Regions from separate parts of the Homo sapiens genome. Here region 1 is linked to region 2. A link is an interaction called in ENCODE POLR2A ChIA-PET data of the cell type or tissue named here. Cell type or tissue: GM12878. All regions are shown on one strand. Links, peaks and the distances in the headings refer to the core of each region. The heading gives the core; the rest is flanking DNA.

Region 1 (10,944 bases), core at 1,718-9,717, 52 kb before region 2:
TCTTTCACTTGCCTCGATTGCTAGATTAGAAATTTACTGGGGACAGACATCTTTTTAATATCTTTCTCCTACTACTTAACATATAGAGCATCAAGGGAAAAAAAAACAAAAATTATCTTTTAAAAATGTAAACATTTGCATGCCAACCGGTAGTGGATTGTGCCCTTAGGTTAAAAATATGTATTCTCACTCTTTCCAATGAAATCTGTAGTGCTGAAGGAGCAAGTTGGATTTAGAAAATTTTGGTGATTTCTTTTTAAGCTTGATTGGGTTTTTATTTTGTTTTATCCAAACCCTCCCATTAAAAAAAAAAATTGATTCACATTGTATTTCTAAGCCAGTTAAGTAGATTTAAGGTTGAATTTGTAGTGGAATTAGGCTCCAAATCTTAGAAGAGCAAATTCGTACCTTGAATTTTTACTGTTTAGATAATAACAGGCAGGGTCATTTCTAAGGGACATGGTGGAAAGGAATATTCGTGATATTAATTAGAAAGATAAATCGTATTGTGGCCAAGTGGACCAAGTGCCAGAAAATGCATCAGAAACTCTGAATCCTGCTTCTGGTCTTCATTTTCCTAGATTGATAAGTAGGCGCACACATTCCTGCTTTCCTCCCTCCTCTGAAGTGCTGTAGTTCTTCAGGGACACATTTGCCAGTGGGTCTGAGATGCAAGTGTGAGGTGGCAGTGTGGGTTAATGCCATCTTGGTGTCTCACTCTGGAGTGGCACTGCTTATTGCCTTAAAATTTTGCCAGATGACCTGCATTCTCCCTCCATGCTATCTTGGGCAAATCCCTTAAAACCACTCATGCCACTGTGTATTAGTGTACAACAAGGATAACAGTTTCTTTGTAACTGGCATGTGGGGAAGAACCGCAAAGTGACTTCTGTCGGCAGCAGCTCTGTCGTGTTTTAAGGTAGTAGTCACCGGGCAGAGGTTTGGTAGTGTCCTCTCTGGCAGCCACCGTCTCCTTCAGAGCCCTGGGCCACTGACATGCCTTTTCTCCAAGTCTCTTCCCTGAGTATTCCCCGCACCTCTGTGCCTGATCAGACACCTCATTCTCCCTTGGCAGCAAGAAGGCCGGGTAGGCATTGGAGCCCTTGCTGTAGACAGGATAATGGGTGAAAGAGGAAGAACATTTTCATGAGAGGCATTTCAGAGCCTTTAAAGTGGTAGAAATCCTGTAGACAATGATGTTTTTAAAATCAGGGATTTGCATCTCTGGGACTCCAACTCCTTTGTTTCCAAGGGAGGTTCCCTGGGCCACTTGGCCTGAGGTTGGGAAGGGGTCGGTGGTTGCGGGGCAGAATGTGATGCTTGGGGATGCAGGATGGTCAGGGGCGGGTGACGGTGGGAGGAGTGGAGCACGTCATCTCTCCTTGCCCTTCCGAGGTGGTGATGGAAGCTGCCTACAGCTCCAGCTCAGAGGCCGGGGGTTTCTGGGGCCCTTGGTGTGGGGCCTCTCTCCTAGCTGGAGGTGGCCCCTTCCCCCTTGAGAGGCCTGTGCCTGAAATGCCCTTGTCCTTTTCGGCCGTCTCGGCCCCAGTCCAGTACTTAGGATCCAAGATCATTTTCAGCTCCTTCCAGCCAAGTCTCACTTTATTAAAGGAGCTTTGTTTGGAGCAGATTGGATAACCGAGCCGCGACTCCACTTGAACATCTGAGCAGTTGGCCCGCGTGGGAAACAGCAATGGCAGAGAAAGATGCTTCCCTTTGGATCATACCTTGAGGACAAAAAAGGGCAGTCATATAATCTGTCATCTAAACTGGGACGCTTTTGTCTGGAATGAATGCGACATTGAATGGGACGTCCGGACATAAGATGTAAATTGAGACTGCAGTCACCCTAGGTCAGAGACATCCAGCCTTTATTATCCATATCATGGGGAAAAAAAAATGGAATGTGATTTTTTTTCCCCAAAACAGCTTAAAAAAAATGCTAAGTAAAAGAAAAAAATAAAAAGCACCTTTTAAAAAAGCAGGCCTCACATAAAATGCCACTAAGACATCAAAAGAGAAGTAAAACCCTGCTCAAAACGCCCACGTGGGGCGGCCACAGCTCACCCTTGTGTGCCTGTGTCCCGTTTCTGCTGTCCCCTTTCCCAAGGACGTACTCTGCCCTAACCTCACCCTGATCTGGTGACTCCTCCAGTGGCCCATCCTATGTTCACCAGCTGGGTCCTCATCTCCTCCGCCACACAGGCTGCTGCTCTGTCCCCCAGCAGACCTCTCCCTGTCTCTGGGGTGCCCATGACCCCTGGGAAGTGCTGTGCATAGTTCTGTGAGTGAGGTTGACTTGTTGTTTTATGCTTAGAATTGTTTCTTTCTCCTGAAATTAGATTTTTCTCCTCTGATGACTAGGATTCTATTTTATTTATTTATTTTTATTTTCCACGACCTATTATAGCACATAGCACCTAACAGGTCCTCAGGAAGTATTTACCAACAGATTGCATGAAGTGAGCCCGTTCTTCCTCCCTCTCTCCTTCCCTCCCTTTCCCACCCCTTCACTGGAAACTCACAGTCACTAAATATGCCATGAAGTTGCTGCCTTTTGCCTTTGCCTGTGTTTTCCCCTCTGCCTGGCATCTGCTCACATCCTTTCTGGCAGCTGCCCTCTCATCTGTCAGGGCCCAGTTTGGGTGGCAACACTCCTGCTGAGGCCCCTGCCCGCCTCATCACCCCAGCCCAAGAGGACAGAACACTGCTGCCCGCCTCATCACCCCAGCCCAAGAGGACAGAACACTGCTGCCCGCCTCATCACCCCAGCCCAAGAGGACAGAACACTGCTGCCCGCCTCATCACCCCAGCCCAAGAGGACAGAACACTGCTGCCCGCCTCATCACCCCAGCCCAAGAGGACAGAACACTGCTGCCCGCCTCATCACCCCAGCCCAAGAGGACAGAACACTGCTGCCCACCTCATCACCCCAGCCCAAGAGGACAGAACACTGCTGCCCGCCTCATCACCCCAGCCCAAGAGGACAGAACACTGCTGCCCGCCTCATCACCCCAGCCCAAGAGGACAGAACACTGCTGCCCGCCTCATCACCCCAGCCCAAGGGGACAGAACACTGCTGCCCGCCTCATCACCCCAGCCCAAGGGGACAGAACACTGCTGCCCGCCTCATCACCCCAGCCCAAGAGGACAGAACACTGCTGCCCGCCTCATCACCCCAGCCCAAGAGGACAGAACACTGCTGCCCGCCTCATCACCCCAGCCCAAGAGGACAGAACACTGCTGCCCGCCTCATCACCCCAGCCCAAGAGGACAGAACACTGCTGCCCGCCTCATCACCCCAGCCCAAGAGGACAGAACACTGCTGCCCGCCTCATCACCCCAGCCCAAGAGGACAGAACACTGCTGCCCGCCTCATCACCCCAGCCCAAGAGGACAGAACACTGCTGCCCGCCTCATCACCCCAGCCCAAGGGGACAGAACACTGCTGCCCGCCTCATCACCCCAGCCCAAGAGGACAGAACACTGCTGCCCGCCTCATCACCCCAGCCCAAGAGGACAGAACACTGCTGCCCGCCTCATCACCCCAGCCCAAGAGGACAGAACACTGCTGCCCGCCTCATCACCCCAGCCCAAGAGGACAGAACACTGCTGCCCGCCTCATCACCCCAGCCCAAGGGGACAGAACACTGCTGCCCGCCTCATCACCCCAGCCCAAGAGGACAGAACACTGCTGCCCGCCTCATCACCCCAGCCCAAGAGGACAGAACACTGCTGCCCGCCTCATCACCCCAGCCCAAGGGGACAGGACACTGCTGCCCGCCTCATCACCCCAGCCCAAGAGGACAGAACACTGCTGCCCACCTCATCACCCCAGCCCAAGGGGACAGAACACTGCTGCTCCTGGGGCTGTAGTGGGTGTACAAGTTCCCTCCTCCTACGGCCCCTTGTCTTAGCGGACTTGGGAGGCTCAGAGGCTCCAGCCCTGTCTTATTGGTGTTTGCAGGTCCAGAAATCTTGGCACATGACAGTTGCCTGGTAAACTGCCTTGAATTCATTGAGTGGAACACAATATGGTGTGCTGTGGCACCTGATGGCCAGCCTGGAGGAAGGGGTACTTTTTTCTCATTGTCATGGAGGTCCCATTGGCTCTTCAAGCATCTCTCCCAAGCATCTAGGAGAGGTGCTTATTTCTCATTCTCACAAAGGCTCTTTGTGGACCAGCACAGGAGGCCTGCCTAGGGCTTGGATGAAAAATGAGCATAGAGAGAAGAGGTTAAGGGAAGCAAGCTCAAGAGTGGGCTCAGAGAAAAGAATCTGGGGGAGTCAATGAGATGGCAGGCAAGGAACAGTCTCCATTTGATGCTGATGTTTGTGCAGAATGACTACTTTATACCGTACAGAAGGAGCACACTCTCTTCTTGTGGTAGGTCCCAGAAACTTCTACTTGGGGGTACATGAGGCCCAGCTGGGATTGGGCACAGAAGGTCATGGCTCTGCACCTGACCCTCACCTTAGGGGTCAGGAGAGAGCCAAGGACACGAGTGATGGGTTAGGGAGGACTCAGGCACCATGGAATACTGTGGCCATCCTTCCATAGAGGAGAGGTACAGGTGGCAAGGCAGGCACCAGGCAGCCGCCGACAGGGTCAGGAACCAAGGCAGGTCCAGGAAACAGAGGCCAAAACAGCAGCAGGAACCTCAGGCTTAGCAGACCACTGACTCTTCTGGAAGTCTTTTAGACGCTCTGTGGTGGGGCAGGGACAAGTCCTTGGTGTTTGGCCATGGTGAAGTGTGCAGTTAGGGTAGGTGAGTCGTGCTTTCTTAACACGGGGGTAAGGAAGGAGGGTAGAGTTTCAGCAGCTCCTGTTTCTTGAGCACTTGCTATGTGCCAGATGTGGTTTGAACTGTTTACATGGGAGCTCGTTGGGTCCTCCCAGCAAAGTCCTATGTAGCAGGCACTGTTGTTCTTTTTGCAGATAAAGAAACTGAGGCAAGAAAGGTTTAGTAAGTTGTAGAGCTAGGTATTGAACCAGGGCCTAACCTCTTAACAGAAGTTAGTTAGAGGCTGTTACTTGAGTGCTCACAGGTTGGCTGGCAATGTGTTTGGAACCCAATGTAATGTCATTAGATTCTGCCTAAATCTTGTGAAGAGGGGATTTCCATTTGATAGGTAAGAAAATTGAGAAGTTATCATCAGCCCGAGATCAAACAAGGGTATAGGGAGTGGTGGGACCTATTAAGTTCAGATTTATGTGACTTCTGATGCTATGCTCAGTGATAGATCTCTTCTTGAGGATAAAAGTTTGAGAATTAGGGTTCCTCGAAAACCCTGAGATTTCTTTTTTTGAGGGGTACCTTTTTGTGTTAGCAGATTTAAAGAGCTGGCCATTGTATTTGATGGTAGCTGAGTAAGCCTTTTGAATTGGAGTATCATCAACTATTACTAGATTTAGAATAGGTATATTTTGCTAAGTAAGATCTTAAAGTTTTTCCTTTAAACTTAGGATAGCTGTTCAAATTTCAAACTCTTCTTTTTTCAGTAAGCTGGAGACATTTAACCTTTTGTCATAGGCTTAAAGCAGTCATTAAACAGGGTCATTTCAATGCAACTTTTTAAACCTAACTCCCCTCCCTTTTTCTCTTTAATTATGATCAGTGGCTTCATTTGAGCTTACCTAGGATGCATTTGAGACTATAAAGCTGCTTTCTTAAAACTTAGCAATGTTGGCTGAGACAAACCAACTGTAGAATCTCATGCTTTCATAAAGAAGGTTGCAAGACATTCATTCACAGTTGCTCCTTTATTGTGTGTGATGAGCCATTGGCATCAAACCTGCTTGGGTTGCTATCAGTTTTTCTTTTGAGAGCTGGTGACTTGCAATTTAAAACACACATGGGCTCAAGGGTATTGGAGGGACATGGCAGAAAGTCCTTCTGCTGCCTAGTGATTGAGAGTGATGGGGTCCTAACTCTGTGTGAGGATAGCTCTTTGACACAGCTCACCTCAGTCCCCTTTACCTAGGTTTAAGTTGTTAGCATTTTGCTGTATTTGCTCCATCTCTTTTTTTCCCTGAAGTATTCAGAAGTGAATTACAGACATCATGACGTTTAGTTCCTAAATACTTCAGCCCAAACCTCTAAAAAACAAGAACATATTTCTATATAACTGTAGTACTGTTCTCACAAAATTAAGACTAATTGCCTAATGGACTCTATTACCTGATCCATTATCTGAACTTCCCCAGCTGACCTTAAAATGCCTTTTACAGCTGGACTGTTTAAACCAGGATTCAATTGAGAATTCTGTATTGCATTTAATCGGTGGGTCTATTAAGACTCTCTTAACCTAGAATAGTGATAAAAGCTTTTTACTCTTGGTCTCTTTGCAAACTGGGGACCCCCAGCCAGCAACACCCCACCTGGGTCTCACTCTACCATGCTGGGGTGCCCTAGCTCACCTGTGTTATAGCTTGTACCTGTGTTCAGTGGTTCCCGAGTTCTTGCATGGCACCCAAGAAGAATGAGGATATGCTGGACATTGAGGGTGAGGAGGGCAGAGTAGAATTTTACTGAGCAATGGAATAGCTCTCGGTGGAGAGGGGCTGCAGTCAGGTGCTTCTCTCCTTCCCGTGTGGCTGGGCCCAGGGCTTTTTATGGGCTCAGAATAGGGGAGGGGCAGGCTGCAGGTAGTATTGGAAAAGGCAACATTTGATTCATTAAAAGGCATTGTTCAGAAAGAATCAATCAGGAAAGGGTGGGCAGACAGGAACAGAAGTTCTCGCTCTGGTTCGTGGGTTTCATCCGGGACCAGCAGTCCAGTCTTTCAGCCTTCAGGCTGTTTTTGGCTCGAAGGTGGGGTTTCACCGGGGACCCGCCCCTATCTGCCCAGGCGTTTGGCTGCTTCCTATCACTATCAATAGTCCCTCCCCTTCAATGACTTGTAGGAAGGTTGTTTCGCTTACCACATTCCATCGTGTCCTGGTGGCATCATCAATGAATGAACATGTTCTTTTCCCCATGTTTCTTGTACGTACTGTGTATTAGAAGTTGGACTAAAGGCTTGATCAAATTTGAGGCAGGAATGGGTGAGGCTACGTGCGACTGGAGGGACACAATGACTGGTTCTGTCATAATCAGTGATTGAAATTGATCCCTGGGTAAATGTGGGGGCAGTCTCATCCCTCCACTATCAAAAATTAACATTTTTTTTCCCCAGGTGACCAGCAAGTAACGAGGGGAGGGGCTGTTTTGGTACTGTATACCTGCAAATTTTAAATATTGATTTACTTTACTTCCAAAGGATTGGAAATTTTGTTTTTTTCTTTCTTTGCCCTTCTTTGAAAACATTGTACAAAGTAAATCTCCTTATTTTACTAATGGAGAAGCTTCTGAAAGAGGCTGAACATACATTGAAGTACCTTTGCTCAGCTGTAAGCCCTTCTGGATCAGAGGTCAGACCAAAGTTTGCAGACAGTTGGTCCCTGTGGACCAGACTGAATCCACACATGAGTTTATTTGGCCTGTGGAGCACTGAAACAAAAAAATGCAAATCCTGAGCCAACGTTTGGGAGATCCCATATTATAATACAAATCGAGATTTCCAGGTTTCTGGAAGGTCTTGGCAATCTAGCCACACTGGGCCTGCATCTGTGCAAGGCTGCATGGCTAGAGGTGTGTGCTGGGCACACCCATTAGGTGGGACTGCGCCTTTCTGGCCACTAGGGACCGTACACCTCCTGTTGTTTTCATGGGGGCTGGTTTCCCTTGCTGACACGTGGCCATGAGGTCCCTCGAGGTACAGGCCGGCATTTGGACTTGTCCTCTGCACTGTTTCTTTGTTAGCATTTAGAACTGACTTCTCCTCTTCCTCCCCCATTGAGGAGCAGCACCTTACTCTGTGCAGAGTCTGTCTGTGATCTGCAGGCTCTTTGCAGAGCTACATTTCTCTCTGGAGGCCTTGCTGAGCAGCCTCCGCTGTCTAGGGCATTGCTGAGAATCACAACATCAACACTAATGGCCCTTGGGCCAAAAAGTGTTTGTCTTAAAATCCCTGCACCAAATAGCTTGTGCAATTACTCCTGTGAGAGCCCCAGAGGATCTAACTCTTAGGCTGTTTGTTCTAGCTGTATTCCTTCCCACCCCCCAAACCGAAATGACATTAAAGGATAGTAACTCCCTCCCGCAAATATAGATAAAAACCTCTTTACTCCCTAACAACCACACAACTATTTACATTTTTGTGTTTACCTCCTAGTCTTTAAGTATATGAATGCATGCAACGTCCTTTAAAAATATGTCAATCCTAGCCTCCACACCACCCAGCCGACCAGGTTTCCCAGAGGGAAGCATTGGAAATGGCAGATGGGTAAATGCACAGAGCTGGCAAATCTCCATCCTGCGGGAGGCTTGCTGTGCAATATAGCCATCGCCACAATAATGGATCTTCCTAATGATCCGGAATCACTGAGCAAAGACTGTGCCATGTTCAGTATACACTAAGTGAGCATGCAGGGAATATATGATCAGTTTACAAACATTTCCACATAAGCTTTTTTCTCTCTCCCACTCCAGTTTTGGTAAATAAAAGAGCAAACTAGACTGCTTTCTTTCTCTCTCTCACTCTCCCCCTGTCTCCCTCCCTCTTCCTCTCTGTCCCTGTCCCTCTCTCCTGCCTCCCTCATTCACTCTGTCGTCCTCTCTCTCTCCTCCTCCTCCTTCCTTCCTTGCTTCATTTCCCCCCTCATCTCTTTCTTCCTCACCCTTTTTAAAAAGAGACAGGAGTCTTGCTCTGTTGCACAGGTTAGAGTGCAGGGGTGCAATCATAGCTCACTGTAACCTCAAACTCCTGAGCTCAAGCAGTCCTCCTGCCTCAGCCTCCCCAGTAGCTGGGAGTACAGGCACACTACCATGCCCAGCTAATTTTTAAAAATTTTTATAGAGGTGTTGTCTTGCTGTGTTGCCCAGGTGGGTCTCAAACTCCTGACCTCAAGTGACCCTCCCGCCTTGGCCTCTCAAAGTGCTGGAATTACAGGTGCAAACCACTGTGTCCAGCCAGACAGGTCACTTTTCTGTACCATTCCCTGATGTTGTGAGATTAGTGAGAGTCCCTACTGTGGAACCTTGTTCACGTTGCCCTGACTCCTGATGCATGGATATTTGCTGTTACCAAAGACACCTCTGCTTTACCAAATGTTTTGACAGAGTGGAAGGAAAACTACAAGACTTCTTGCCCTCGTTTTCTTCAGTCTAGAATGATGCTGGGGTCACTGAGTCTGTAGGGCAGAGAATCTGATGTGTTTTTTAGGAAGCGGAAGGTGTCTGACACATAGATGTTTGACAAATTTTGTTAATCTGGTCAGAGTGCAGCCTAGAAAATTAAATTAAAAAGCTGCTGAGGAGTGCTGGGGTCGCATTTTGACATAGATACAAAGGCACCAATAGGGCCAAAAGTATGAGGCCAGTCCTAGGGCTGGTGAAGTTTGGATCCCCTGCCTGACATTGTGTCCTGAGCCCCTGGCCCCTTCCTGCACCTCTCCCTGAGCCGCCGGCCCCTCCTCATTCCTTCCTCTCCTTTATCTTCCGCTGTCTTTGCCTGTGCCCCCACGCCCGTGCCCTGAATCTGGAGTCTTTGTCTTAGTGCATTCTGTTTGTCTCACTGTCTTCCTCTGTTTTCCTTTTCTTGCGGGGAGGAAGGGTAGAAAGAGTGTAAGAAGCTCAAGTATGAGGAAGGGAAGGTTGCCAACTTGAGATGAGTCAGAAATGAAAGCAGTTCTGAATGTGTAAGACAATGAGGAAAATATTTATTTAACAAAAATTGAACTACCAACCAAGCCTTCAGGAACACAGCCAGAAGGTGCTGTGTAGGGAGAGGTGTGCATTAGGATGCTGGAGCGTGGCTGCCGGCGTCCCCACCCCAGGAGGAAGGGACTCGTTTCTCTGAACCTTTTTAATGGTTCTCCCCATTGTAGACAGGACTGGCTCTCCACCCCATCCTCAGTGGGTGCAGCTTTGGGGAGGCCGTGAGGCTGGTGATCTTGGGGCCTCCTATGCATCTGTGTTATTGAAGGTAACAATGTCCCTTCTACCCAAAAGTCATGCTTTTAAAAACGCACAATCTTGAATCCATTTGGGAAACATCTTTGGAACTCCAGAATGTTGTCTTTCTCAGATATGTATTGCCAATGTTGTATTACTTCATTTGCTAAGAAACATTGTCATCGACTTTATAAAATTATTGAATAATTCTATTTGGGGGAGAAGCCTGGAAGCTAAGATTTTAAAGGTTATTTATAAGTTAAGTGAACTGGCAAATTCTTAAATGGTAAATAAAACCTTTCCTACATGCTATAGGTAGTTATCTAAATCAGGGCCTAACAAGCTTTTTTATTTATTTTCCTGTAAAAAGCCAGATACTAAGTAGTTGAGGCTTTGCAGGACTGATGGTCTCTGACATAGCACTAAAGCAGCCTTGGGCAATACATAAACAAAGGGGCATGTGTGTGAGCTGATGGTCCACGGGCTGCAGTCTGCCAACCTCTGATGTTATAAGCCATTGATTTTCTACAACATATATATTTAGAACTGGGAGTGTCAGTGTTATTTTGTCATGGTTTCCAGATTAAACTCTTTCATATTGCTGCTGGTCGGTCAATGACAGACTAATTCTGCTAGCATTGACTTTCTGGGCCAGGGAATGGGGTTCCTAGATAGTGCAGTAGCTTTTTATTTATTTTCTTTTCCATTCAAGGGTAACATGCTTAAAATACAGCGTATGAAGCTTTTGGATATCCACTGTAAATTTTAAGGTCTAAAAATGAATGCAATTGTGAAATGTTTTTGCCTTAGAGAAAACGCTCTCACTGCTTTGTGTTAATAAATGCATGAAAAATAATGATGAATTAAATGCATACAAACAGATGCAGACATAATTTAGATGAGTGTATTGCAATTAAAATATTGCCCACTTTCGCTACGGAATATT
Region 2 (10,944 bases), core at 1,794-9,793:
GACGTGTAGATGCTTTTTATCTTTAAGGGAATAGGCAAATCGTTAAAAATAAATAAATAAAAACTTGTTCAACTTGTTTAGGTACATTTTCTTATAGTGTATTGTGGTTCTTATTTTTTTAACCTTCCAGCTAGTGTGTAAATTGGAAACATTGTAGCTTAATTTGATAGTTTTAGACATAATCAAAGATGATGGAAATCTTGTTCTTAAATTTAGTCTATTCAGCAACTTGTGTATCCTCAACTGCTGAAGACTGAAAACTTGAGATGTTCCTCTTGTTTTAAGAATTTGACTGAAAACGGGCTGGGCACGATGGCTCATGCCTGTAATCCCAGCACTTTGGGAGGCCGAGATGGGTGGATCACTTGAGGCCAGGAGTTCCAGACCAGCCTTGGCAACATGGCAAAACCCCAAAAATACAAAAATTAGTGGAGCGTGGTGGCTCACACCTGTGGTCCCAGCTATTCAGGAGGCTGAGGCACAAGAATTGCTTAAACCCCAGAGGCAGAGACTGTAGTGAGATCGTGCCACTGCACTCCAGCCTGGGTGACAGAGTGAGACCCTATCTCAAAAAAAAAAAGACTGAGAATGGTTGGCACTGTCCCCCTGTCTCCAGGAGGGTGAATGTTTCTAGCTGAACCCTGGTGCCCACTTGCTCCTCTAAGCCTTCAGCAGTCCTCCCAGCCTCAAGGGGTGATCCGTTCATCTTCCCCCCACCTCTGGAAATCCCAGCGTTTGAACGCTGGGGGGAACTGCAAGTCTAGTTTACAGGGTTTCTCAGCTGAGATGCCAGGAACACTTCGCGAGTGAGCATGCCACCACATTTGAGTGCATATAGAAAGTTAGCTGTTTGCTACAACTGGGGACACTTCCTATTAGAGCCGCATCTGCTGGGGTGGAGGGCTGCATGGGTTGGAGAGTAGGGTGTGACTTCTTCCAGCAAGAGGAAAGAGAAGTAGCATAGTGCCCATCGCAGGCAGAGAGCACATGTTTGACTTGCTCTTGGAATTTCTGTAGAGTAAGGGTGGTCAGGTTGCCAGACTACCCCTCAAACGAGGACATGGTGCTGCTGGGTCCCAGGGTAGAGCTCTGCTGGCACCTTCAAGGCCCTGATTTACACCTAAGGGCACACAACTGGGATCTGAAAACTGGGATGCACAGTACAGACTGCAGATTTACAGGGCGGGGCTGTCTCTCATCTGACTATTGATTCTTTTGGGGGCTGTAGTTTGTATCATAGTTATTTTTGTTCCTGTTTTTTTCCCCTCTTCAAGACAATAAGCTTTTGGAGGGCCAGGAAGTTGTGTTCCCATCTGCCGAGTGTGGGGCCTCGAGGGCCAGAACCTCAGAATGTAGAAGCTGAGTTAGTTTGTGGCAGGGTGAAGGGCTGACCTCTACTGTTGGAAATGCCAAAATCTCTGATCTGGCTTTAAATAAGCAAAACAGCCCCGCCAGACATAGAGTCATCCACAAAACCTCATGACCTCTGTTATTGCCCATCCTGTGTGGAAGCCCACTGAGAACTTCACTTGAAGATGCTGCAGGAACAACTGCAGGGAACCTGGAGATAAGGCCCCGGGTGATGATGTAAGCTAATTGCTGAGCTGGGTGGAGCTACTTAACCTTATGGTAGGAGGTGGAGCTTGACGCAACCCCCTTTTCCACCAACAAGCATTTCTTTCTACCTGTCATTGAAGTGAATCATCAGTATAAGTAGCGAGCTGGGCGCATTCCTTCTCAGTTGTGTTAAAACTTGCTGGTATTCCCCCGGTATCAGCAGAGGTGTGTACGGGCACTGCTTTAAAACTGGGAAGGAGGAAGACGAGGCCAGGGAGCCGGAGGGTCACCAAGGTAGATTTCCAGCAGCGCTAGTCCAGCTGAACACTTTCCAGCCTTGTTTTTCAGCAGCTTTGAGGAAAAGTATAGGTAAGAACAAAGACACCACTGTATGTTTGCTATATGAATGCATAACATCTGTTCTTGGTGTGAGTTTGATGTTGGTTTAATACTGTTTTTATGTCAGCGGCATAGTTCTAGCATGTACCAAGATTTTCAATTTTAAATGCTTTTTGGTGTTCACAGTTAGCTATAATTGGTCAATTTTACCCTCCTTATGCATAAAAAGAATGATAGGCAAAGAATGAGCCTTGAAAAGAATTGGGATCAGAATTCTGGTCCCCTGTTCTTTGCTTCTTAACTTTCTTGACTGTTTAGAAAAATGTACAGCTTTTCTTCCAAAAACCAAAGCAATAATACTTTTATTTTTGAAAATAATGGAAAACAGAGACCGCTGAAGTTCTATGAATGAGGTTTTCTGTTTTAGAAATCACAGGTTGAGGAGGAAAGAATTGTGTTTTCCTTCCTGTTCTGTTTCGAGTCTCAGTATTTCTGACTTAGAAACCTCCTGGAGAAGAGGGAGATACCAGCTCTCCTTTGTTTCAAGTAAAATACCATCTTAGGTCATAAAATAGTTTGCTTGGAGAATAATTCATGGCTTATATCTGAATTTTTGGTTGGTAGCAACAGAAATCTTTCTCTTCCTCGGTATGAGTAATTTGGCTTACATGATTTAGACTAAATTTTATTATATTTTTTGTTTGAGAAAACAAAAGTCAAAGCCCAGAACATATTCAACTGAGTTTTTCCCTCAGGTTTTCTATCATTTTCCCACCCTTCCTACTCATACATGTGAATATGCTGAATGATTAACATGTGATTTTTGTTTCTTTACTGTCTCATTTCATGGTGATTCATAAACTGTTAGTTAACTGGTTATAGTGTATCCATATGTTGGCAAAGCTTGAAATAAATTTGAGTGCAGGCCACACCTTCGTATTAATGAGCCGGGTTACTTTCAGTAAAGTATTTCTGATGTCATTAAGTGTTAAGATGGCCGGAATTCTAAAGACAATAAAAATGTATCAACAATATGAAATATCAAAGCCTACAGTCAAATCTGAGTTATTCTTTAGTACTTATTTCATAGCTATTCTTTAATGTTTATTCTTTAATACTTATTTCACATTGAAAAGTACTTTACACATGTTTGAATGAGATATTGCCAGTGAAAGAAACAAAAGGAAGCAAATAACTCTATAAGGGAAGTGGGATTTTAAAGTATGTTTGTGCTGGCCCCAGGCTGGTGAGTGAGTTTCATTAGCAATGACCAGGAAGAGAAAGAATGCCACAGTGGTGGGTGCTGACCTTTTTTTTTTTTTTTTAAACCTTTTTTAATGTCTGTAAGGAATACAAGGTGAACTTTAATTCTTGTGGGAATCTAGTAAGATGGAAGTCAAGAAGAGAGGAAGAAATGCTTTTTATTTAGTTAAGAGGAAGTAAACATCTGTATTAGTTACAGATGTTATGCCTTAACCTTTTTCATTCCTATTGTTTTTATGAAAATTTGCCTTTTTAAGTTAAATGAAGGTTTTCTGGAGTCCTGTATTGCAACTAAATGTTGATTTAAAACGACACATTTGGGACATTTTCTTGGCACTGTGGAATATAATGAAAAGATATAAAATGAAGGCAGGTATGAAATTATATGAATTCTGCTACTTGAGTGTAGAAGTTTTATTCCAAAGTGGTTTGTTTGGTGGATGTGGTGATGGTGGGGGGCTCTATGTACTTATTAAGGCAAGTGATGGGACAGGAGCTTTTGTGGTCTTGACGGTTCTGTTGGGATGGGAGGGTTGTTTGGGATTTTTATGTTTCATTCCAGGCAATGTTTATTTTTTCAGCCTGTACTTCTTAGGGTTTTACCAAGTCAGTTTTCATGTGAAGCCATTTTCATATCGTTTCTTTCACCTTGATGGAAATCTTTTCCTTCTTATGTGCTTTGAGTTAAATATGATGTAGTGTGCTAGTAACATAGACGGGGCTTTCCTTTCTACAGGTGGGCTTGAAGTGAGCCTGCCACTCGCTCACCTTGAATCACGGAGGTTTCAGAGGCCGTTGGCCTTCAGGGCAATGGCAGAAGCACATGTTCTCTGCTGTTTTCTGAGTCTATCTTGACTGCGTTCCCAGTGGCCCAGAATTCCCCAAGGGTCACTCGACACACCCTCGTCTACAGTAAATATTTGTGCTTCCTCTGTGCCTGGCCAGGTTTTCTCAGTACCCAGGAGCACAGGTGGGCAGTGGGATGTGGGCAGGCGGTACCCAGATTCCCTCCCACAGGGGCCACAGGGAGGACTTGGGCGCTTCCTGCCAAGAGCCCCCTGCCCTTCAGACTAAGTGGAAATAGAGATCCGGGAGTCCAGTGGACTCAGTGGAGTTCCGTAGAATACATGGAAAACGCACCGCTTTCAGTGATGTAAGCTGTCTTGTTCACTTCACGATTACTCATCTGGCCTGCAGCAGGCAAGAGGATCACATGCAATTATAAACAGCCTCCTCTGACTAAGGTCAGTGACTGGAAACCCTGTCACGTTATCAGAGGTCATTTGGTCATAGATTCTTGGGCAGAAGCCATTGAGAGTCCTGGGGGTGTGATCTTTGAGCCTTTGCCAGTGCTGGGGTTTGACTCCTTTTAGCTCAATTAACTGGGTCCAGGAGTTTATTTTGGCCGAGATCTGCCATGCTGAGTTGACAGGCTTGACACTGGAAGGAAGTCTCTAACTTCATTAGAGGAAATGGCGTGGCAGGCTTTAAGGCATTTTGATATACTCCACTTTTTCTCTCTTGCCCTGTTTTGTTGAGGTTTTCAGGGCCATAACTGTACCTGAGGTTAATCAGTGAGTGATCTATCTGAAAGGAATTTGTTCTCTTTGGGCACCGTCCTGTGTGGTATTATATTTGTATAACTATTTAGCTTAACTCATTCAAAAGGCTATTTAAGTCACTTGTCCTGTTCATTACTTGAAAACAAGTTGTCTTCTCTTTATTCTTTTAGTCAGTTACCAAATATTTCCTAAGTGTCTCTTGTGCTAGACATTGAGGGGCACTCCTTCTCCCTTTCACTTGTCTGTTTTTGTTGAGCTACATTTTTTCCTTAAGTCAGATTGTTCTTTTCCTGTTACTTTTGTTTTCACTTGATTTGTTTATTTATATTTAAATATGTACTTTAACAGTCTTGAAGCATTGGTCTGAATGAGGATGGTGATCAGATTGGGAAAATGCCCCTTAATTTTGGTTTAAAAAAATTTATTTTCTTTAAATTATTTGTTTATTGATAGGGGCCACCCACTCCAGGTGAGTGGTTTCTCTGTGTGTATGGCAGAGGAATGCTCTGTGTCTGGAAAAAAAAGTCACTTAGCTTGAAATATTATGAAAGCTGAAGAGTACAAATGTCAGAGAGAAAGGGGTATTGGGGGGGAAGAGAATGAGAAGACAAGACACAGTCAGGGCCCTGTCACCCGTGTGGAACTGCAGGTCCCTGGAGAGATGATGCATTTATCCCTTTTTAGAGATATTGCCATTAAAAGTTGATCTTGAGCATGACACAGAACTGAAAGCTTTGATGACAAAGCCAGCATCTCAGTTTAGCAATAACCAGGTTAGGGAAAAAACCCCAGAAACTCAACAGTGAGATTCAGCTCAGCAATGTGGGCGGGGAACCCACTGTCCCGCCTTGGGCAGGGAGCAGCCCCAGCCGCTTCATCTGCCTGATGCTGGGTTTTATCCGCTTCACAATTAAATTTCCTTTTTGTTATGCTTGCGCACATCTATATTTGGCTTTGCTTCTTATTTTTTAAGAAAGGGGAGAAGTGTGGGCAAGGTAAAATACAGCTTGCAAGCTCCCAAATGGCAAATGCACCAGTTAGAGTCTAAGTGGCCTCCCAACCTTAAGGTGAAATTCATTTATTCAGCAAATATGTACCAAGCCCATCAGGGACCACTGCTCGAGATACCAGTGCAAATAGAAGAGGCCAAGGGCACATTATTAGGTCCGGAGCCAGTGGCCTGCACAGCCATCTGTGACCACCTACCTCTCTGCTTGCAGGGAACTTCAGCCTGGTGGAGGAGACCCATAATAGCCAAGTCAACTGATAATAGAATTAGTAGTAGTGTTGAGGGACATAAAGAAATCAGGGTAAGGCCATCACAATTACATGGGTGGATGATCTTTTATAAAACAGCACAGTTTTGTTTTCTTCTGCCATGGTATCTCCTAACATTTTCCAGTGTGTCTACTTGCAGTTAATATGGAAGTTGCGGCTGACACTAGGTTAGTGGTTAAAAGAAAACAAGAAAACCAACCTTTAGAAATCTTTAGAAACATCATTATCATAGAAAGCTATAAACTCTTATGTATAGAAGGGTAAGTGGCCATTGATCTTGGAGCAGAATGAATGGATATTTCCTGGAAAAAAATATTTCCACTCATCAAAGATACTCAAGTCTCTTCTCATCTAATCAATATTGGAAACTAGGAATATCCACGCCTATGGAATATCCTCAGAGAGAATTAATTATTCTGCCCTCTAAGAGGTATAGTAGTTTAGACTTAGAAGTAAAGGCCTGAACTTGAGGCTGCACCATTGAAGGCAAAAGTGCCCTTTATCTCCCAGCTTTGTCATTTGCCAAATGCAATTGTGTTAAATTAAGTGACCTCCAATAGCAGAGCTCTATGTTTTCTCCCCTGACCCCCAAGTCAAAATTGATTATAGTAATCCATCAAACCAGGCCTGGCAAATGATGTTTTGCAACTAAAGGATAAATACTGAGGGGGAGGGACGAATGTGAACGCATATGCAGAGCAACACAGTCATGAGACCATTCTATTACTTCCTAAATTTCTTAAAGCTTTTCTGTCTTTTCTGAGCTTCTCAAGTGAGCAGGGGCATGAGTTCCTGTGTTGTGCCTGGGGACAGGGAAGGCTTTGGGACCTACTGTGGTCTTAAGTCTGAGCAGTGCTAATAGCCTCGGCTCACCAAGTGCTGGGCACTGTGCTAGAGGGTGTACAAACCTCTCATCTCATGAGGCCTCACTGCTACAGCTGACAGAGATGACATCCAGTTGTTTTTAGTTGCACATGGCAGAGCTAGAAAACAAACCAGGGTGTGTCAGACTCCAGAGCGCATGCCCTCTGTGATGCCGCTGTGTTACCCTAGATCAAATCAACCAAGCCATCCGTTAAAAAAAAAAACCTGATCTTTGTCAAATATGCAATTGTTATATTTTTGTTAGAGTCTGCCTCTCCAGTGAACGATATTAATTTCCTTCAAGTGGCTACTCACAGATATCACAAAATCAGAAAGCTGCCTACCCTGCAGCCTGTATCTGCCTCCACGTCCCCACATCAGTCCTCCTTGCTGTGCTTCTTGTCTCTTTAGTTTTTATCATCTTCTAACACTGTGAACTTTAGTAATTTATTCTGGATTGTTTGCTACCTGTCTCCCCTTGGTAAAATGTAGGCTCCGCAGAGGTAGAGCGTTTTGTCTGTTTTCTTCACTGGCATATCTCAGGTGCCTAAAACAACCATGCCAGACATGTAGTGGTGCCAGTGACAACTTGTTGAATGAAGAAATGGGAGAAAAAAGCAGACCCCGGAGACTTAGGAGGGTCTGTGTGAGGGAGTCTCCAGGCAGTCTTCCTGGGGGTGTCCTGAAGGACCTCCTGATCGTGATTTTGGTCAGTGTGGAGGCTGTGGTTTCTTCTGAGCTGTCAGTATTTGGAGGTGAGTTGTCTGCAGGTCACCTCATCCCACCTTTACACATTAGTAAAATGGAATTCGCTGGGTGATTCTTAGGACTGTGCGGTCAGTCGAATTACCAGACGTCCCTGCATGCTCTGTCTAAGGGCTGGAGTCTGCTTTCCTTGCTTCTCTTCTAGAAAGAGGTCTGTCCACAAGGGATTAGCCTCGCGAAGTTCCTACTGTTGTTCATTGACCCAGTGAGTGTTTTACCCACTGTGGGTTTTTCCTACCTAATTGCCCCTCTGGTTTTCAGTGTTCAACATGCTGCAGTTACGTGTTCTGCTGTGGTTTTACTTAGCTTAATCCTTTATTAATTGCCTCTTGTTCAAACTCCCTAAGAGCAGATTATCCTTCTCTTTCAGCTTCTGCTCCATTGCTGTTGAACTTTTTTTTGGTCGTGACATCAGAAAAATAACCAAGTGTGAGTCTGATAATAGCAAGTAAGGCTATTTTATTTCTATCCAATTTACCCCAAATTTGAGCAGTATTACACCTTAAAATAATAGAGCTGGCTCTTGCCCAGCATGTGAAAAGTGTATGCTTCACGATGGACAGATATTTTCCAGTATCTACTTACCATAAATCTCAAGATTTACCCTACCCCACTCCAGCCATTACCCCCATGTCCCATTTGCCTAACCTACCCTAGGGCCATCTCAGTGCCCTGTAAAGCAACCTTTGTTGCAGACCCACTGTGTGACTGGAATGTGATGCACACAAGTGACCAAGGCATGGCCCTGTTCGCAAGGAGCTTCCAGACCAATAGCAGAAATGGACACATAAGTAAACAACTGCGCTACTGATAGGCTTCTGCCAACAGGAGTGGAGCTTGAGGGCCAGGAAGCCTTCCCAGAGGCACTGGAGCTTGTTTTAACGTTACGTGCATGCCAGGTGGGGGGCAGGACATTTCTAGCAGAGGAGAAAGCATGCTGTGCTCTGAGAACTAAAAGTCATAGTCACTCCACTTGGTGACATGTATAAGGCACATGGAATAGGGCCAGAGCTGGGCAGACCGTGTATGCCACAATAGTTCGTTGTAGGTTACAAAGAACCAGTGCAGAGTGGGTGAGGCATAGGCTATTTGATTAATAATTTGGCTGCATTGACAAGATACGGAAAAGGCGAGGTTGGGACTTTCCGTGAATTTTCTCCTCAAGGTGCTTAATCAGTGAGGTTGGGATGGCCGGAGGGGGCCCTCATTTGCTTGCCTGGTGCTCAAGCCTGAGGTCCTGGCCTTTAATAGTCAGGGAGGTCTGTGTGGAGGCAGGGTGTGAGCCCCCTCCAAGGAAAGCTGCAGTGTGAAAAGAGGCCCAGGATGAGCGTTGGGGAGTATCCACATACAACTTGATATTCCTAAAGTCTCAGTTCTTTATGGGAAAGCCCATGCACTCTTCCACACTTGGAATTCTTTGCAAAGTGAGTGGTATTTGAGCTTCTTTAGAGTCTTGCTACTCCCACCAGCTGTACTGGCATCACCAGGGAGCTTGTTAGAAATGCAGATTCTCGAGGCGCGGCTCACAACTACCCAATCAGACTACATTTTAACCAGATCCCAGGCAATCCCTGTGCACGTGAAGTGCTAGAACACTGCTCTGCGGTAAAACGACTTTGCTAACCATGGAAGAGGGTGATTTTTTTCCCTTTTCCTTTGGTGTTTTTTATAGGACCTATTTACCTTTTAGAACTTTTTCAGAATTATGGACTGCAGAATATATACAGTGTCAATGTCATTAGCAATTCATTAGTGATATTTGGCTAGAATACATAGTTGTTTCCACACAAATGCCATTTCTTACATTGAGATGGCACATGTCTGGTTAGGACTTGGGCTCATTTGTAAGGAGCCACGCTGCAGGTAGGCATGCTCCCGGGACATTAGTTGCTCAGGTTTCAAACTGCTGCCCCAGCATAGCAGATGGCACGGTAACAAAGTCCCTGTGCACTCTCACATTGCCTGCGGTGATCTATCACACATTTTGTCCCCTAATAACCTAGCTGGGGGGGAGCTCATGTCTCTGTTTGTGCTAATGCTCGCTGTATCCCCAAGTGGCAGTACTTAATATAATTGTCATTGCTCTTTAATATTATCTCATTCCACGTCAGCTGCACAAAAATTTGAGGTTAATCACAATGAATGTTTTCTCAATCCTTGTTATTGAGAGCTGTTTAATAGTTTATTTTGTATGTGAAGATTCATATCTAGATTGAGGCTTATACAACTTCATTTAAAGACAGCTTTTTCGGCTGGGCGCGGTGGCTCATGCCTGTAAGCCCAACACTTTGGGAGGCCGAGGCGGGCGGATCGTGAGGTCAGGAGATCAAGACTATCCTGGCCAATATGGTGAAACCCCGTCTCTACTAAAAATACAAAAATTAGCTGGGCGTGGTGGCGGGCACCTGTAGTCCCAGCTACTCGGAGGCTGAGGCAAGAGAATCCCTTGAACCCAGGAGGCGGAGGTTGCAGTGAGCCGAGATCGTGCCACTGCATTCCAGCCTGGGCGACAGAGTGAGACTCTGTCTCAAAAAAACAAAACAAACAAACAAAAAAGGAAAGCTTTTTCAGGTTGGAAAAATATCAACAGCAGACATGAAAAAGCATGAAAAATGACGCTAAGAATGTAAGCAACTGGAAACAAAAATTATAATGGTGCATAGTGAGCTGAAGATCTATATTTAAATGTGAACTCCCCTTTCAGTTTATAAGTGATTACTAACAGCCTCATCAGGTTTCTGGAATTAAATGTTTTATTATTTCCTCCCAAAGTTAGTCCTCAAACATTAGTATTTCTTGTGTTCTTTTGATTTGAATATTTGTTTTTAACACACAAGGATATCAACTCTATAAGTCAGTTAATATGTTCATGCTTTTAGTTAATCGAAAGTGGCTTATGATTTCAGTTTTTGGTATCAGGTGATGTTGCGGAAGTGAGGTTCACTGTGAAGCTTCTTCTTTTTTTTTTTTTAATCATTTTGTTGTTTCTTTGAGTGTATGTGAGCTTATAACTCAAGACACTATGTGAAATGACCCTGTGTTTCCTACATTATAGAAAAGAGGAAAATGAAGCAAGTTCAAGAAAATTAGATTTATGTGGAAAATAAATTCTGCATCTAGTTATTCATTATCAGGTATGAGATTACAGGCATGAGCCACTGTGCCTGGTGACCTCATTTGAACTCGATTACCTCTGTGAAGACCCTGTTTCCGAAGAAGGTCAACATTCTGAGGTGCCATTGTCAGGTATGAGGTAAACACACTGAGAATACCACATTTTGGCAACTCAGACAAGACTATTTTCCAAACATGTAAC

The links. ChIA-PET counts read pairs that join two places held together with the same protein. Peaks named below come from ENCODE experiments on the same cell type or tissue, not always from the same donor. Only the 100,000 strongest peaks of a DNase experiment are listed, where the experiment ranks them.
Region 1: POLR2A ChIA-PET joins it to region 2 with 10 read pairs; 7 of 35 experiments call an interaction of 5 or more read pairs at or near these places.

Annotation. Positions count from the first base shown.
Region 1 is chr18:58,167,619-58,178,562 of GRCh38, forward strand. All of the region lies in intron 2 of NEDD4L (NEDD4 like E3 ubiquitin protein ligase), which reads left to right. Among named protein-coding and RNA genes, the nearest start is that of NEDD4L, 130 kb to the left of the region's middle. RefSeq lists an enhancer at 3,211-4,022. In GM12878, for the core only: no CTCF peak of the experiment used is centred there; no DNase peak of the experiment used is centred there.
Region 2 is chr18:58,219,832-58,230,775 of GRCh38, forward strand. The region is part of intron 2 of NEDD4L (NEDD4 like E3 ubiquitin protein ligase); the gene reads left to right. Among named protein-coding and RNA genes, the nearest start is that of NEDD4L, 180 kb to the left of the region's middle. RefSeq lists enhancers at 3,506-4,099, 5,319-5,418. In GM12878, for the core only: no CTCF peak of the experiment used is centred there; a DNase peak (open chromatin) is centred at 5,440.